Linked DNA regions of Homo sapiens: region 1 is linked to region 2. Evidence: read pairs that join two places in POLR2A ChIA-PET (ENCODE). Cell type or tissue: PC-9. All regions are shown on one strand. Links, peaks and the distances in the headings refer to the core of each region. The heading gives the core; the rest is flanking DNA. Region 1 has its middle 84 kb from the start of LINC00676. Region 2 has its middle 55 kb from the start of LINC00370.

Evidence for each region. ChIA-PET counts read pairs that join two places held together with the same protein. Peaks named below come from ENCODE experiments on the same cell type or tissue, not always from the same donor. Only the 100,000 strongest peaks of a DNase experiment are listed, where the experiment ranks them.
Region 1: POLR2A ChIA-PET joins it to region 2 with 5 read pairs; 1 of 35 experiments calls an interaction of 5 or more read pairs at or near these places.

The regions. Positions count from the first base shown.
Region 1 is chr13:109,641,562-109,646,949 of GRCh38, reverse strand. No RefSeq gene overlaps it. Among named protein-coding and RNA genes, the nearest start is that of LINC00676, 84 kb to the left of the region's middle. In PC-9, for the core only: no CTCF peak of the experiment used is centred there; a DNase peak (open chromatin) is centred at 2,699; H3K27ac peaks cover 3,194 bases.
Region 2 is chr13:109,334,653-109,340,040 of GRCh38, reverse strand. No RefSeq gene overlaps it. Among named protein-coding and RNA genes, the nearest start is that of LINC00370, 55 kb to the right of the region's middle. In PC-9, for the core only: no CTCF peak of the experiment used is centred there; a DNase peak (open chromatin) is centred at 3,060; H3K27ac peaks cover 1,612 bases.

The DNA of each region.
Region 1 (5,388 bases), core at 187-5,186, 310 kb before region 2:
GATATTTACTTTTAAAGCAGTGTTTCTAATCTTTTTTTTTTAACCCTTTGGGAACCTCCTGGCTATTATGATTGAGTCCCTAGAAAAATACAGTTACACACAGTTTTGCTTACAATTTTGAGGGATTCAGGCAATCTCTGTACCTCCAAATGAGAACCCATGCTTCAAAATCCTACTCGATAACTTACATTTTGAAAGGCATGTCTTATATACTGTATAATTGCTGCTAAGTCTTGTTTCACAGATGTGTACTCTGTTAACCATGACAGTTTGGTTTCAATGCTATATAAATCCAGAGTCAGCAAACTATGGCCTAGGGCCTAATGCGACGCACCACGGGAGACTGCGTAGCCTGCAAAACTGAAACTGAAAACATTTACTTTTTGGATGTTTTTAGAAAAAGCTGACTGACCCCAGCTATAAAAATGAAATCTGAGAAAATGGATGTTGTGGCTTTATATTTTATGCATTCCAATAATGAGCTATATTTGAGAGATTCTCCAAATCACATGACCTTGACATTTCTGCAGGAGGATGCTCAATGCTGCTTTTCCTGTTTTTTTTTTTTCTGAATTTGAAGTCTCCAACTGAAGATAATGAGTGCTCCCTCCCCATATTATGCAGAGAAATACAAAACTCAGGCATGCAGCACTTGCAAAAAGATAAGTAAATTGTTGTTATGGTCCCCACCTCAAAGAGCTTGTCTAAGAAAACACTCAACATGTATTTTGTGGGATAGAAACTTATTTATGTGATTTTGTAAAGTGAAACTCGCTGGGCACTTCTCTGCTCCCACGTGTGAGTGAGATCTTAGGCCTGTGAGAATCCCAGGGAGAGATCTGGGGGTTTGTGAGAAGCGCAGCATCACTGTGGTTGCTGGCCAGTCGCTTGCTGAGCTCAGTGGACTGCAGGCCTGCTCAGTGCTTGTGAGAAGCGCAGCATCACTGTGGTTGCTGGCCAGTCGCTTGCTGAACTCAGTGGACTGCAGGCCTGCTCAGTGCTCCTGCTGAACTGAGGCCTGAGACTGGTCTCAGCAGATGTGGAACTGTGTCCTCTAGTGCAGTGGTCCTAGGGACCAGTGCCTGTGCCTGTCCCTGTCCTGAAGGTAGAAGGATACCTGTAGCATGGAGAAGAGGCAGAGGTCAACAGGTGGCCAAGCTGTTTGAAAGGACCATGAGTTTAGAAAGGACCATGGACCATGAGTTTTTCTGTGGGTAGTGAAGGCCAGGGAAGAGAGTAGAGCCCATCCATCTCAGAAAGACCTGAGTCAGGAGGGAGGGTTTCTGGAGCAAAAGGACTGCAGCAAAAAGGACCTGCAGGGAGACCACAGGGCAGGAGCTGAGGGCTGGGAAAGGCAAGAGAGCTGGAAGTGCCTTGACCCTGCCAGCGGATTGTGGAGACGGGGAGCTCCCGGGTGAGGAGTCAGAAGGACCCTCAACTGCACGCAATGTAGAAGCCAGCCTTGAATGGCTGCCATGACTCGGGGCCTTGGCCAATGAGAGAGGGAGGCCCAGCATCAGCTAAGTGGAAATATGTTTTCAGGTTCCCTTTCATTCCTTTTCACACGGCCTCCCTCACCTCAGCCTCCAGGGGAAGCTCTGGGGTATGAAGAGTAGGAAGCCTCACAGGGGTTTAGGGAGGTTGAACTGCAGCACGAAGGACCTTTCCCTCTTCTCCCCTTGAGGTCAAGCCAGAGTGAATGGAGGGAAAATGCACTGAGACAGATACAAAACCTAAGACACTTGGGTTGAACTTTCTAATCCTGGAAAGTGAGTGGGAAGCTAAAAGACCCAGCCGGGGAAGGGCCCCTGGTTGGATCAAGTGCATGTGAAGATGGGGGTGGGGTGGAAGCGGAGCTGTTCCTGAAGGTGTCCTTCCAGTCAGCGGATTCCATCAGCAGAATCTCCCCCTAATTTTTTCTTTCCTCCAAGATCTACATTCAATAACTTAACAAGAATTGTCTATGCCACCCCTTTCATCCCTTCCCCCCTTTTCCTTAATTATATTATCATTATTATTATTTTTTCTGTCGCTCAGGCTGGAGTGCAGTGACACCACCACAGCTCACTGCAGCCTCAACTTCCCAGGCTCAGATGATCCTCCTGCCTCAGCCTCTCTGAGTGCTGGGACTACAGGTGCATGCTACCATGTCCAGCGAACTTTTTGTATTTTTAGTAGAGATGGGGCCTTGCCATGTTGCCAAGTCTGGTCTCAAACTCCTGGGATCAAACAATCCTCCAACCTCAGCCTCCCAGAGTTGGGATTACAGGCATGAGACACTGCGCTTGGCCTCCTTACTATTTTGCAAAGATTTCTTGTAAGGATTGCTGAATATCCTATTACAGATTCTTTCCACTAGACATTTGCTTACAATTATCCAATACTCCTGCACTTTTGTCCTTGCCTCTGGCCTCAGAATGTTCCCAGTCTCAGTACATTCTCCCCAGTGATGCTGGAGTGACATTCTGAACTGCAAATATGACTACTTTATGCCTTTTCCTCCTGTTTAATTAGTAGGGAGCCCACTCTTCTAACTGTGGAAAACAAGGCCCTCTCAGGCCTCCACATACTTGCCAGCCTCCTTTCTGTGGCACTGTGGACCTGGACCTGGTGACTCAAATGAGAACAAGTATCTTGCCTGTCTGGTTTCTCTCTATATATTCCTTGCTCTTTAAGCACAGCTTGACACATGATGTTTAACAAATAGTTGCTGAGTAAACAAATGGGTAAAATACGACAAGTCACCATCATCTCATATTACTGGGGTGTAACGTATGCCCGGCTTCCTCTCATAACTGCTCTGAGAATCCAGTGGGAGTATATGTCTTAGACCCTAGCCATCACTCTTAGCAAATGTTTCTCAAGGATCTAGAACCAGAACCACCATTTGACCCAGCAGTCCCATCACTGGGTATATACCCAAAGGATTACAAATCATTCTACTATAAAGAGACGTGCACACATATGTTTATTGCAGCACTATTCACAATACCAAAGACTTGGAACCAATCCAAATGCCTATCAATGGTAGACTGGATAAAGAAAGTGTGGCACATATACACCATGGAATACTATGCAGCCATTAAAAAGGATGAGTTCATGTCCTTTGTAGGGACATGGGTGAAGGTGGAAACCATCATTCTCAGCAAACTAACAGAGGAACAGAAAACCAAACACTGCATGTTGTCACTCATAAGTGGGAGTTGAACAGTGAGAACACATGGACACAAGTAGGGGAACATCACACACTGGGGCCTCTCAGGGGTTGGGGGGCTAGGGGAGGGAGATCATTAGGATAAATACCTAATGTAGATGATGGGTTGATGGGTGCAGCACACCACCATGGCACATGTATACCTGTCTAACAAAACTGCATGTTCTGCACATGTACCCCAGAACTTAAAGTATAATAATAATAATTTAAAAAGTAGAAACTGTCAGACCTCACCTCACCGTGGAAAGCACCGGGAGGTTGTGAGAGTTTCCTTCATTCATTTACTCAGCAAGTGTTTATTGAACAGCTCCCAGATGTGCAGCTCTGTGGTTGGTGCTGGAAATAGAAAGCGGGTTCCAACATTGCTGAAGGTCATTGCAGCCTGTGGGAGGGTCTGTGAGCTGTCATTCCAGGTTCCTGTCTTCTTTCTCTTGACCAAGCATCAGGATGGGGGCTGCCTTATTGGTTGGGTTTGCTTTCATCAGTGAATGAGGAAGGCCTAGTGCTACAGGGGTCTCGTGGGTGGGGACCTGGTCATTCTTGTCTGAATCAACTTAAAAGAGTTTAAATGCATCTGGAATGAGCAGTACCAATATGAGAAGTGAATCTGCCATTTTGGCCGGTTTATGTCTCATAGTGAGAGAAGATTCCAAACACACAAACTGCAGATGGTGAGAACCTGTAATGACAGGCCAGCCTCATGCGATTGGGCTGCAGCATCCCAGGAGGGCCCCTAGGTTTCTTAAAGGAACACACGTGTGGGCGGTTACCACCCTGCACAGCCTATGGGTCTTTCACCATGGAGAGTAGCAGCAATTGCCAGGAGATAGGGTAGATCACGGAATCCACTGCTATCCACAGACTTTTGCTGGAAGAGTGCTCTCAGGAAGGGAAACCATGATGAGCCCCTTCATCCAACCTCGATCTGTCAGAGCCACAAGAGTTGCAGCTGGAAGGAGTTTTTGTTCTGAACCTTTGCAGGGTTAAGCCAGTGCTCAGCACAGGTTAAGATGGCACAGCCCTTACCCCTCACGTGAGGATAAGCTGTAAGAATCACGCCTGTGACCTGCAAGGGACAGTTTTTGATTAATGATCAAATGAGCTGCACATACCTGCTACTGGACATATGCTTATCGTTTCGGCCATCTGCTGGCCTGGCATCTGGCCCACGCTCAAACTTCAGTCACAAACACAGAGAGCAGAGGCATCAACCGAGGACAGACACAAGTGTGCATCGGCAGGGAATATACTCTGTTCCTGGCCGGGCTGACTGCTTCATGGAAACAAACTAAGTGGGGTCTGCTTCCTTCTGCAAAAAGGCCAGGAAGCCTCCCTTGTTGAGGGGTGGTGAGATACTGTGAGGCTTGGCATTAAAAAATTAATATGTATTTTATTTATTAATTCTTAACACCTAAGATATTTAAATATTCTTTATCATGGTATTACATAGTGAATTTTCTTTTCTGATTCATGATGCAAAGTGACTAATATGGTACTTGTCACTTGGTATAGGCTCAACAACATACTTGCCTGTTCCTCTCCTTCTTATCTCTTTTGTTCAATCCCCAACCAAAGTCAGAGACAGGGAAGATACGCTCAGCCAGTAATACATTTCGAAACTCTTCCATCCTCCAAGGGAAGATGTTGACATTTCTATCCATAGGAAAGTACACACACATCTCACCAAATTTTAAGATCAGGATGATTGTATATTAAGAACTATTCAGTTGGAAATAGAAGACAGAATTTCAAAAGATATAGTTGATCCCCATGCACCTTTCCTAAACACAGAATGGAGAAATCATTGATTATGTAGATCATGCATTCTTCAAAGGTGTGCTATTATCCCCAGGAGGCAAAAGTTGATGCTTGGCTGGCAAGAAAACCCTTAGATTGTGCAGTAGTTTGTGGGCCTTCAAGTGACCATAGCACACACACAGATATACCATATATCTATGATATTAAAATTTCATGAGGAGGGTTAAGAAAAAATGTCTTAAAAGGCTCCTTAAGAAGGTGATAATGAAAGCAGCTGAGGGACACTGATGCAGAGGAAGAGTGCACTGGTGATACTAAGCCACATATACATTGCTGAAATGGAGTCCATATGCAAATGTTGCAGTCTGCACCTCTCTGTCTTCCAGGAATGGGTTAACCAGGACACAAAGATGTTT
Region 2 (5,388 bases), core at 147-5,146:
AATATACATACATGTTGACAAGATGATATGAGAAACAAAATACTTAAAGTGTTGTCAGATTATAACCCAAATTTAAAATACATACCAATTTTTCTATGCTGATACAAATGACTGACTGGATAAAGAAATAGAGAGAATAGACAAATCTCCCATGCAGAAGAACTCCAAATAATGTATGCAGATGCTTCACTCTCAAGGAGAGGGAGCATAACTCCCCACTCGCTAAGTGTAGTATGCAAACAGTGACGTCCTTCTGATTGTACAGGACCAGAGGAAAGGAGCAAATTTATGGTGGAGAAACCTGACCAAGACTCCCTTAACCAGGTGATCAAGGTCACCATCTGCAGAAAGAAGTAATGTTGACAGTATGCACCCGGGATATAATGTGATAGAAATGACACTTTATCTTTGTGATTTTCATTCTGAAAAGCCATAAGCCCACTCTAATCATGAGCAGTTCCATAGAGAGGCCTTCTCCGAAAGACCTGAGCAGTTGTCCTCAAAACTGTCCAGAGTCATCAAAAACAAGGACTGAGAAACTCCAAAAGCCAAGAGGAGACTAAGGAGACATGGTGACTAAATGTAACATGGGATCCTGGATGGGATCCTAGAACAGAAAAATACATGAGGTAAAATAAGACAATTTGAAGAACTATGGGCATAGTTAATAATGATGAATCAACATTGGATCATCATTGTAACAAGTGCACCACACACAATATTACAGGTGTTGATAAAGGAACTTGTTGTGTGGTGTATGGGAACTCTCTCTAGTATCTTTTCAATATTCATGTATTTCTAGCACTGTTCCAAAAATAAAATTTACTAAAATTAAGGGGATGGGAAAAAATGAAAATCACAACATACCAAAACCCCTGGGATGCAGCTGAAGCAATGCTTAGGAGGAAATTTTTTAGCTTTAAATGATTACATAAGAAGGGAAGGAAGATTCAAAAGCAGTTATCTAAACTTCCATCCTAAGAAGATAAAAAGAAGATCAAATCAAAACCAAAATAGGAGAAATGGTAGCAATAAGGAATTAAGAGAGAATGGAAATTAATAAAATACAGAATGAACTAACAAATGATTTTTTCTCATTGTGTATTTTATTTTCATTTATTAAAATTAATATTTTATTTTAGTAAAATACAAAATGAGAAAAAATTATTGAAAGAAAAGCTAGCTTTTTGAAAAGATAAAATTTGGCAAGCCTCTAGCAAGAGAGAGAGGGAGATCTGAGAGGTCTGTTCATGTCTTTTTCATACTTACCTATAATATTTTGCCTTTGTCTCTGAATTTTAATATGTTTTTCTATATTTGAGATATCAGCCACTTTTCCGAGGTATTTGTTGAGAATATTTTCTCTTAGTTTTCAATTGCCTTTTGATTTTGCTATGAGGAGATTTTATCATGTAAAATTTGAAGAGGTATATTTTTTATTTAGTAAAATGTATTAATCTTTTGTTTTATTGCCTACGAAGTTTGAGTCATAGTTAGAAAGCTTTTCTCTACACCAATGTTAGGGAGAATTTATACATTTTCTTCTACTAATTGTTTGATTTCTTTAATATATTTATTTCTAATCAATTTAGAGTATATTCTTAGATACAAGACATGAATCTAATTTTACCTGTTTCCAAATGGCTATTCATTTGTCCTAGCCAAACTTATTAAAACGTCCACCATTATTTCAGTGATTTGAGATGCCATCTTTGTAATATACTACATTTCCTTATGTACTTGGGTCTAATTTTAGACTTTACACAGTTTTTCTTCCACTTGTCTACTTGTCTATTCATGTTTCAGCCTCACGCTGTTTTAATTATACAGGACATATTACATGTTTTAATACCTGTAAAAGCAACTCCCCCTTCTTCGATTTTTTGGGTTTTAGTGTTTTTCCAAGTATATTTGCATGCTAGTTTTTCCATATGAACTTTATAATCAAGTTGTCTAATACTATAAAGTAGCTCATTGGCATTTTTATTGGGATTGCATTGATTTTGTAAATCAACCTGGGGGAAGATACATCTTTAAAATGCTGAGTCTTCCTGACCCCAAAACTAGACTGACTTTCCATTTATTTGGTCATGTCTACTTTTACAATTTTCACAAGTTCCAAATTTTCCTTATAGAAGTTTTGCACATTTTCTGTCACATTTATTTCTAAGTAGTATTTCTTATGCTATTGTAAGTGAAAATTTCTCTAACTGCTTATTGTTTTTATGTATGAACTCTGTTGATATTTATGTGTTAGTTTTATATCTTATTACATCACTGCATTCTTTCATTGAATTAATTTTATCATTCATTCTCTGGAGATTTACAAGTATACTATCATATTATCTACAAGTAGAGGAACTTTTAAAATCCATTCTCATGTCTCTAGCTGATTTTTCTTATACAATTGCATTAGCTAGTACCTCTGTTAGAATATGCACAGGTTGCACAGACAGTGAGAATCTTTGCCTTTTTCCTATCTTACTGGAAATGTCTTTAGTATCTGTAATGTTTCTCTATGGAATAACATGGTAAATTTAGGGATATATATATGTATGTGTGTATACGCATATATATGTATACGCATATATATAGATAGATAGATACGCGTATACACACATAGATAGATAGACACATCTATTTATGTGTGTGGTAAGCACATCCTTGCTAAGAAAACAACTCTCAGTTACTATTCCCTTGAGTGGTTTTAATCATGAATGGATGTTGAATTTTGTTAAAGGCTTTTTTAGCGTCTATGGAGACTGCAAAGAAAAATGAGTTAAAATTCTAAACAACTTTTTAAACTAAAGGTATTTCACATATTTTAATTGAAAAAGAATCATTAAGACAATATAACAAATGGTCTTTCCTCATTTAAGAAATTTTTTTTCAAAAGTGATCTTCCAGAACTTGTGTTCCAATGGACACACTTTAAGAAACAATGAGCCTGTTGACTCCACTCTTCCTCCTGTATTTTATATGTGAATAGAGGTATTTCTGCAAAGGTTAACACAAATGTTTGTTTGGGTTACAGTCAGAAAGAAAGCCTGTACTTCATGGCCCTTGTTCACGGCCAGCTACCTCTCAAAGTCATTTCAGGAATTTTATGATGAGATTCCCTTAACAGAGTTCTCACATAACAAGCCAAGCTCATTACTCAACTGGAGACTTAAAAAAAAATGGTAAAGATATCTTCAAAATCTAACTATTTGGAGAAGTCAGTCAATCATTATGGAGATACTGGGCATGAGCAAATGCTCACATGAAAGAAAGATTTGGCAATAAAGAGTACTGAGATTTTGTCAAATTATCTTGCGTGTGTTTTCTTTATTTCTTGTGAATTACCAAGGTTTACAGAAATTAGAATATATTTGACAGATAAACTATATGGTTTGTTTTTCTTTATTTTTCTTTTCTCCATTAGTAAAGGAGGCAGTATGGAGGATGAAAAGTTCCTTTTCATGAATTGAATTCTAATAACAGAATCACTGCAACTGAAATTGATAAAACCAGAGTGAGCACAGACAAAGCAAGTGGCTCATGTTAATACTTTCACCTGGTTCTTAGCCCATGGTTGGCTCGTCTTCAAGGCTAACTTTGCACAGGCTTAAATTCAACCGGTGCATTAAACCTGCAAGCACCATGACTTGCTTTTTCACTGTGAGGATTTGATTATATTGCCTTCACTCTTCAAATAGGCATAGACATTTTTATTCATGAAACCAAAATCCAGTTTTTCTCATTATCTAGTAATATGTCTCAGCTTTTACCAATTGTCTAAGAAAACACCAATAAAAAGTGCCAGACAAGGTATGCAGTAACAGGCAATCCAGAAAGAAGGCAAGGCATCCCAAATGTGATATTTTTGTTTTCTTCCTGTGTCATTGACCTTGTATTTTTATGAACATACAAATAAATGTAGTCCAAATTTGATTTTCATCTATTCACAATAGCACCAGGATTTTAATAATAATAATGAACAAGTATGCACAAGACCATGTTTTACACAGGCATAAAGAAAACACATGTACCCTGTTATGGCACAGAAATTGTGCCATAACTGTGTTATTGTGGGATTTGTTACTTTTTATTTTTTATTGTGGGCTTTGTTTTATATATTTTATGTATTTTATGTTGTGGGCTTTGTTACTTTTTATTGCAGAAAAATTAAGCATTTTGTTAAGTGTCTACCTCTGTCTTCAAGGTGCAGCTCCTTACCACCTCTTTTTGGACCCATGGACAACTGCCTGTGGTCACAGAGCATTTTGCAATTGACTTAAGGTCCCACATTTCCCCCAGAAGCCTTGGACCTCGAGCTCCAATGTAGTCTCGCAGTCCTGACACACTTCATCTTTTCAGTCCCTTTGGGTTGACTTTGACTCTTCTGTCTGCTGGCAGATTTGTTTTAACCTTTAGGTTTAAATGCATTTTCTCAGAAAAAATAAGCCATAACATTGCATTAATGAAGCTTATTCATTTAGGTTGTGCAGGGATCTTTTCCTTTGATGTGCATATTTAGTTCCCATTAATGGTAATAAGAGTGAATTATGTGGACATATTGACATAAGAATAGATCCCTTGGGCTCTATGTGTAGAGTACATTTTGTTAATTGGGAAGTACTTTAAAAGAAACCAAACAAATATACCCAGGAAATCAGAAAAATAAAATAAAATTACTTTGAAAAAAGAGAGGAAAAATATTTTGCTGACCTAGGGAAGGATCTGGTTTGAGAGGATGCCAAACTATAGTTCCCAAGTATGATGGAATGCTTCTCCCAGTGAGAGACATTCGGAAAGAGTCCTGTCATTAGCTTTCCTTGCCATAGTCTCGCCATCTAAAGTCGTTCTCTTTGTAGCTGCACTGCCTGTGATGGAAAGGAGAGTGTCATGTACTGGCTATACAGTACCCTCCTAGGGACACAAATGTGACTAGCTATGGTCTCATGTCCACGGAGTCTCTTCAGTCAGAAGACTTCCCTTTGTGGCCTTGAATTGACTCTGGAGACTTTTCCAAGTGTCTTGACTAATTGAAGATGCCCTTCTTCAGTGGTTCCTAAAATTTATTAGATCTCAGCAGATCAAGCCTCCAGACTTCCTCTGGACAGCTTATTATCCCGCCCCGTTCTGTCTCCTATGACGAACTTGAACTTGTGAATGATAATTTCATAATTTCACATAGCACCATCTACAGAACACAGCATCAGTTTCTGACCAGCATCCACTTGGGCTCATCCCGTTCCTTGTATGGCACATTATGTCACCTTGCACTTCACTTGCATTTCATGAACTCTTAGGTTTGACTAAAACACACGAGCAGCTTCCTTCATAAAGTGGATAAGCACCGCGGAAGAACCAGCTTGCTTTCAGAATGTGCTCTTGTCCCGGAGT